Linked DNA regions of Homo sapiens: region 1 is linked to region 2. A link is an interaction called in ENCODE POLR2A ChIA-PET data of the cell type or tissue named here. Cell type or tissue: MCF 10A. All regions are shown on one strand. Links, peaks and the distances in the headings refer to the core of each region. The heading gives the core; the rest is flanking DNA. Region 1 overlaps FAT2 (FAT atypical cadherin 2). Region 2 has its middle 28 kb from the start of FAT2.

Region 1 (2,886 bases), core at 387-2,886, 69 kb before region 2:
GCCAGGCTAATTTTTGTATTTTTAGTAGAGACGGAGTTTCACCATGTTGGCTAGGCGGGTCTCGAACTCCCAACCTCAGGTGATCCGCCCGCCTCGGCCTCCCAAAGTGCTAGGATTACAGGCGTGAGCCACCGCATCTGGCCAACATACATTTTCTCTTTTAATCTTTGCAATGACTTTCTGGCACAGGTAAGATTATTCCCGTTTTTGAGATGAAGAAACCCATAAAATAGATAAACCCATAAAATAGATACTAAATCACTGTGGAGCCTTATCAGAAAATAAAAATTACTTCTAAAACTATGCCATACACTTCATAAAGTGTTCTAAGATACATGCATGAAGTTATTACATTTTTAAATGTTGCATGGACTTCATAAATATCTTCTACATGTTTGGTCACTGGTGGGTTTATATAATATATATGCAAATTCTCCCACAGCATGAGTGGTCCTTACTCATATTGTAGTAATTATGTTATTACTACCTTTGGAAGTGCATTAATTTAGGTAGTCCCAGGGAATGCTCTAGAATTATTGTTTGCCAAGGCTTAATGAGCTTGGTACTTGATTAATTTGCGAATTCATGCCTCTAGTGCTTTCCTTTATTTCTAAAGCATCTTGACCCATCCTCTGAGCTCATGGCCAGGCCTCTCACCTTTCAGGAGGGAGTAGTGGACCTCAGCATTGACTCCCCGGTCAGCATCCATGGCTCGGACCTGCAGCAGCTCTGTGCCGGGGGCTATGGTGTCAGGAACACTTGCCTCATAATGGAGCTGAGTGAAGCGGGGTGGGTGGAGGTTTCCATCCTCCACATGAATGGTCACCCACACGAAGTTCCTCTTGATAGGTATTTCCTGGTCTCGGACCTATGGGCCCAAAGGGGGTAATTGGGTAAGCAGCAAATGGAATAGGAGGAGGCAGGGTTAGGGTAAGGTTAATGAACTAGAATGCCAATTTAAAATATGCCCAATTGTAACTAACTCCCCATATTCTTTTAAATGTTGTTCTAATCTATATGCTCTTTTTCTTCATTTATGTAAATGGATCAGTCAATGATTCCTAGGCTCAGCTGTTTTAATGGATAATTCTATTTTAGGAGAAAGACAGAAATAGGCAGAGAAGCAGTGTTTTCCAAATTACATCTCAGAGAATACTCATTCTTCAAGATGTTAACATGTCATGCAGGAAAAAAAAATTATATGGTCACATAAATTTGGGGAGCACTGAATTAAATGCAGTCAAACAGTTTTCTTTGTTGCAGGACTTCTCAGAGCCTTGAATACGTATTATATGCCCAGAGGATGATAAATTAGCACATAAGAACCCTGATCTTTAAGACAGGAGGCCAGGCTCCGATTCTGGTTCCATCATAAATAACTGTATGACAGTGAGGAAGTCTGTCTTTCTCTGTGGGTCTCAGGTGTAAGATGAGACAAATGGGCAGGGTCAGGGATAGAACTAGGGGGAAGCAAGTGAGGCAAGTAGGGTGCAAAATTTAAAGAGGCTCTGACTCTTGGGGTCATAAAAATGCAGGCACATGGCCCAGAGAGTGAGCCCTCCTTACATTTTGTGTCCTGCATGCCTTGCTGGCCTGACCCTAGTCCTTGCTCTCAGTGGGAGAGGCTCTGTGTCCCTTCCAGCTCTGACATTACATGAATCCACATTGTGTCATGAAGTCACTGAGCAGGGAGAGAGCTCTTGGGAAATATCTGGGGTGAGTCCAGAGAAAGCTGAGGTTGACAGGAGTTTCCTTGGCAGCCGTCCCATCTCTACCTTCACTTCCAGGCATCCCTTATGGAAGGTGCCCTTAGCCAGCTGTGAAATGTCACAACTCTGTCTCGTGCATGGTCCTTATGAGGGGAAGGGGGACCTTCAGCATGTCTCCAAGCATGTCCACCCCTACACATCTACATGCAAACGTATTCTCACCAGATTTTTCCATTTACTCACCATGACTGTCAGTGTGTGCTGGGAGGGCCCCGAGCCGAGGTCCAATTTTCCCACCGTTACCAGGACACCACTGCTTGGGTCCAGCTGGAAGAGGCTGGCACTTCCTGGGTCTTGGCTGCCATGTATGGTATAGATGAGGCTTTTGCCCTTGTCTTGATCTATGGCCTGGACTCGCAGGAGCTCTACCCCTGGCACGGTGTCCTGGGGAACTCTGACTTCATAACGAGTTTCCAGAAACTGGGGCCGATGGTGGTTAATGTTGGCAATCATGAAGATGTGGACCTAGGGAGGGAGATGAGGGAGAAGGTGCACTGCAAGCCCCAGGGGAACAGGGACTGGGTCTGTCTGGACCTCCCTGTATCACCCAGGCCTAGCACAGTGCCTGGCACTCAGCAATCACTTGATAAATATTTGTTGAATGAATGACAGTATTTCAAAATCAAAAGACCTTCAGATGCTGCACAGTCTAGTGTTTTTCAAAAACAAAAATTTTCTGGAAGGGCCTTTCCATCAAGTGAAATGTTGTGTGAAATCCAAATGTAAGAAACAGATAAAACACTGGCTGAAGCTAGAATAGAAATTCAGAGCCCCACTTACCCAACCATCATCCCCCTATACCCATAGTAGCCCCATTGTACTCTATCTTTAATTAAAACTGCTCATTTAAACAAGCTTCCAATTATAGACAGATCCAGAGTGGGAGAAAGAATTCTCCCAGGATCACAGAAGTAGAGAGTGTATTAGACAAGAACTTTGATTCTAAATTCAGTGTTCCTTGAGGAACACCACATCCACAGAAAACCTCTGTAGCCTCATCCCAACCAAGAAGGCCTTCCATCTCCTCTCAATACAGGGGTCCCCAGCCGAGGCCTCTAACCTGTGTGGCAATGGTGCGGGACCCATCTGTCACCTCAACAGTCAAGTTATAGTTCGA
Region 2 (2,913 bases), core at 302-2,801:
GTCTGAGTTTTGGATCAATGACATTGCAAGATAAGTACTTGACTCATTTTCAAAGAATGCTTTGAGCTACCTGCAAGTAATAGAAAATCCACTAACAGTGGCTTAAACAAATAGGTTTTTGTTTGTATTATATTGCAAGAAACACACAGGCAGACAGCTGTTGGCTTTTGTTCAGTAGCTCAGTGATATTAGGGCTGGTGTCACTGCAGTTCTTTTGGCTTCTGCCTCATAAACACAATATTGCTGCTGAAGCTCCAGACATCACACTCACTTTCAAGGCAGGGGAAAGGAGATGGGGTGATGCTGGCTATGTCTACATTCCCAGAAGCCCCATATGTTTTCTTTCCTAGCTGATTGCTCCTATGTTTCACAGTCTAGAACTAGGTCACACGGCCACCACCAGCTGCAAAGAATCATGAAAAACAAGAAACAGGGATGTCGTGATTAACTTTCACCACCATTCCATCTCTCCTGGGACTTAACACATTGTCTCTCCCTGCTCTCATTTCCCAACCAGGGTTTTTTTAGTGAGAAGGAGAAATGGATATTGGGTCAGTAACTAACATTGTTTGCCCAGTAATTATTATTTTTCTTTTTTTTTTTTGTCTTAATAAGGAATTTGATTGCAAGTGACAGAAACCCAAATCAGACTTGCTTAAGCAAAAATAAGGAAATGGATAGAAAGAAAAAGGGACCAAAGAAGAAAAGGAGACAATAAAAGAAATGAATTGACTCATATCCAGGGAGAGTTTGTCCTTAGGTCTAAGTATGAGGCCAAATGAGCAAACAGCGTTGTCAAGAGATCACCCTTCTCTGCTTTTTGGCTATTTTCCTTTGCATTTACTTAATTATCAGGTAGTTTCTCCTCACCTGGTGGTCCCTGGGAGCTCTAAGTTCACATTCTCCGAGGCTATTGTTCAGCTGAGAAAAGAGTGAGTCATTTCTCTCTGTCACTCAAGCAAAAGTCCCAGGATGAATATTGATTGTCTGTGATTGGGACACAAGCCCAACCCTGAGCCAATCACAGTGACCACAGGGAACTCATGCTCTGATTGGCAAAGCCAAGTCTCACACCCAACTCTGGAGCATAGGTTGGGTCCGTTGCCCCCAACCACTGGTTAAGCTTAAAGACTAAAGTAGACTGAACCCCTCCTGAAAATCAGGGGCAGAACCAGAGGGAGGGGAAATGGATGCAGAGCACATGTAGAGCTTTGCAGTCTTCAAAGTACATTATTCCACACAGACACCTATGAATTAGGGAAAGCAGGGATTCTGGCCCCATTTTGCAGTGGCAAAACTGTCTCAGAGAGGTGACATGATGTGTCCAGAGTCATTCAGCTCACAGGTAGTCAGAAAGAGTCCCCACGCCTCCAGGATCCTGGTGTTTCCCTGACACCACATCCTGAGATGACTGACAACTGGTCAACTCATGTATTGTCCAGGAGCCATGGAGCCATGTGACAAAGTAGCCTGAGGGACCCCCAAGAGACCACTGGTTCCACACTTTACCTCCATTGTTGTGTTAGAGCTTTATACCCTGTGAAGAGAGCAGGCCCAGAAATTGAGAAAACCTGCATTTGAATCCACCTAACTAGCTGCGAACCCAACAAATGTCTCTTTTCTGGGCCTCAGTTTCCCCACCTGCAAAAGGAGTTAGTTGGGCTCAGTGATACCTAAAGACACTTCTAGCTCCAGCTTGGCCACTGTCTCAGGTTCCAAGATTTCCCCACCCCTTGTGGTAGCTTCAGATTTCTTGCCTGGGGGAAGAGCCAGGGCAAGTTGCTGCAGTTCTGTTCTCTCCACACAGCAGAGTGGCGGCTCCCAGCCCAGAGTGGAGGCTTACCTAACCCCAGCAAGCTGAGCAAATCCCTGAGAACAAAAGGGGGAGAAGACCTGACAAGGGAGGGGAAGGAGTGAGTCTATTCCTTCCTTGCACAGCAACTTTAACCCCTTCCATGCCTCCCCAGCAGCAGGAGGGCAGGCAGGGTTTCCAGACAGGGGGTAATGAATGCATCTCAGGCATGCACGGGCTTCCAGGAACTGCTGTGCCACCAAAGCCAACTTTCCATAGGGGAGCCCTCCCTGGGAGCAGCCACAGCTGGAGATGCCATTTGTCCTTCATAGACCCAGACTCATGGCATCAAAGCCCCCCACCGCTCCACCCCCAACAAAAGCCAGAAGGGAGCTGCATTCCATCCTTCTGCCAGTCAGGAAGCTGAAGCCTAGAAATGGGGAGGAACTTGCCCAAGGTAACATAGCTTTCGACTCACAGGAAGGGGCCTCGACTAGGACAGTGCCAGACACAGAAATGAATAAAGTGTGTTCAATGACCGGAATCAAGGCCTCCCCACCTTGCGCTCCTTCCTCTGTGCATACTATATTGCCTTTTGGGATTCTTAAATCAAAGTTTCCATCCCCAAATTAGAAGCAGATTGTTGAGGCCTGTCCATAAATTCCTCACTTGAACCTGTAGTGACTAATTCTCTCGGGAGTGTGGGATCAAACCCACCATGGCTATTAAGAATTTAATATGAAGCCCCAGTGCCTGGGGCCGTGCTTTCTCATCAGCCCCGAAACAGGGCGAAGCCTGCATGTCAGGCGGGGCCAAGAATGCAAAGTCTGGAGTCCCTTTCCTGAGAAGCTTCCTGGGACAGCAGCCTTCCCTCTGGGGAAATTCTCAGGGGACCTTCTGAACAAGAAGTGTCTTTTTTCCTGCACCAGTCCTAATCATAGACAAAGTGGGAAGCCCCTTGGCAGAGAGAAGTCTGGATAAACACCACCTCCTGGCAATGTACCCTTGCCCCTAACATCTCCCACGTACAACTGACACTCCACCCTTCATGTACAACAGGCTCCCAGTCTCCAAAGGTCTTTGTGAACGCAGCGTGACCCACAGAAAAAGAAGCAGAGGTG

Evidence for each region. Peaks named below come from ENCODE experiments on the same cell type or tissue, not always from the same donor. Only the 100,000 strongest peaks of a DNase experiment are listed, where the experiment ranks them.
Region 1: POLR2A ChIA-PET joins it to region 2 with 6 read pairs; 3 of 35 experiments call an interaction of 5 or more read pairs at or near these places.

What each region holds. Positions count from the first base shown.
Region 1 is chr5:151,548,638-151,551,523 of GRCh38, forward strand. It overlaps FAT2 (FAT atypical cadherin 2), which reads right to left. Exons shown (of 24, transcript NM_001447.3): 7 at 2,830-2,886; 8 at 1,953-2,234; 9 at 658-868. It also overlaps a transcript of SLC36A1 not described here. Among named protein-coding and RNA genes, the nearest start is that of MIR6499, 28 kb to the left of the region's middle. In MCF 10A, for the core only: no CTCF peak of the experiment used is centred there; a DNase peak (open chromatin) is centred at 1,734.
Region 2 is chr5:151,618,110-151,621,022 of GRCh38, forward strand. No RefSeq gene overlaps it. Among named protein-coding and RNA genes, the nearest start is that of FAT2, 28 kb to the left of the region's middle. RefSeq lists enhancers at 1,300-1,978, 1,979-2,655. In MCF 10A, for the core only: no CTCF peak of the experiment used is centred there; DNase peaks (open chromatin) are centred at 1,002, 1,822 and 2,542.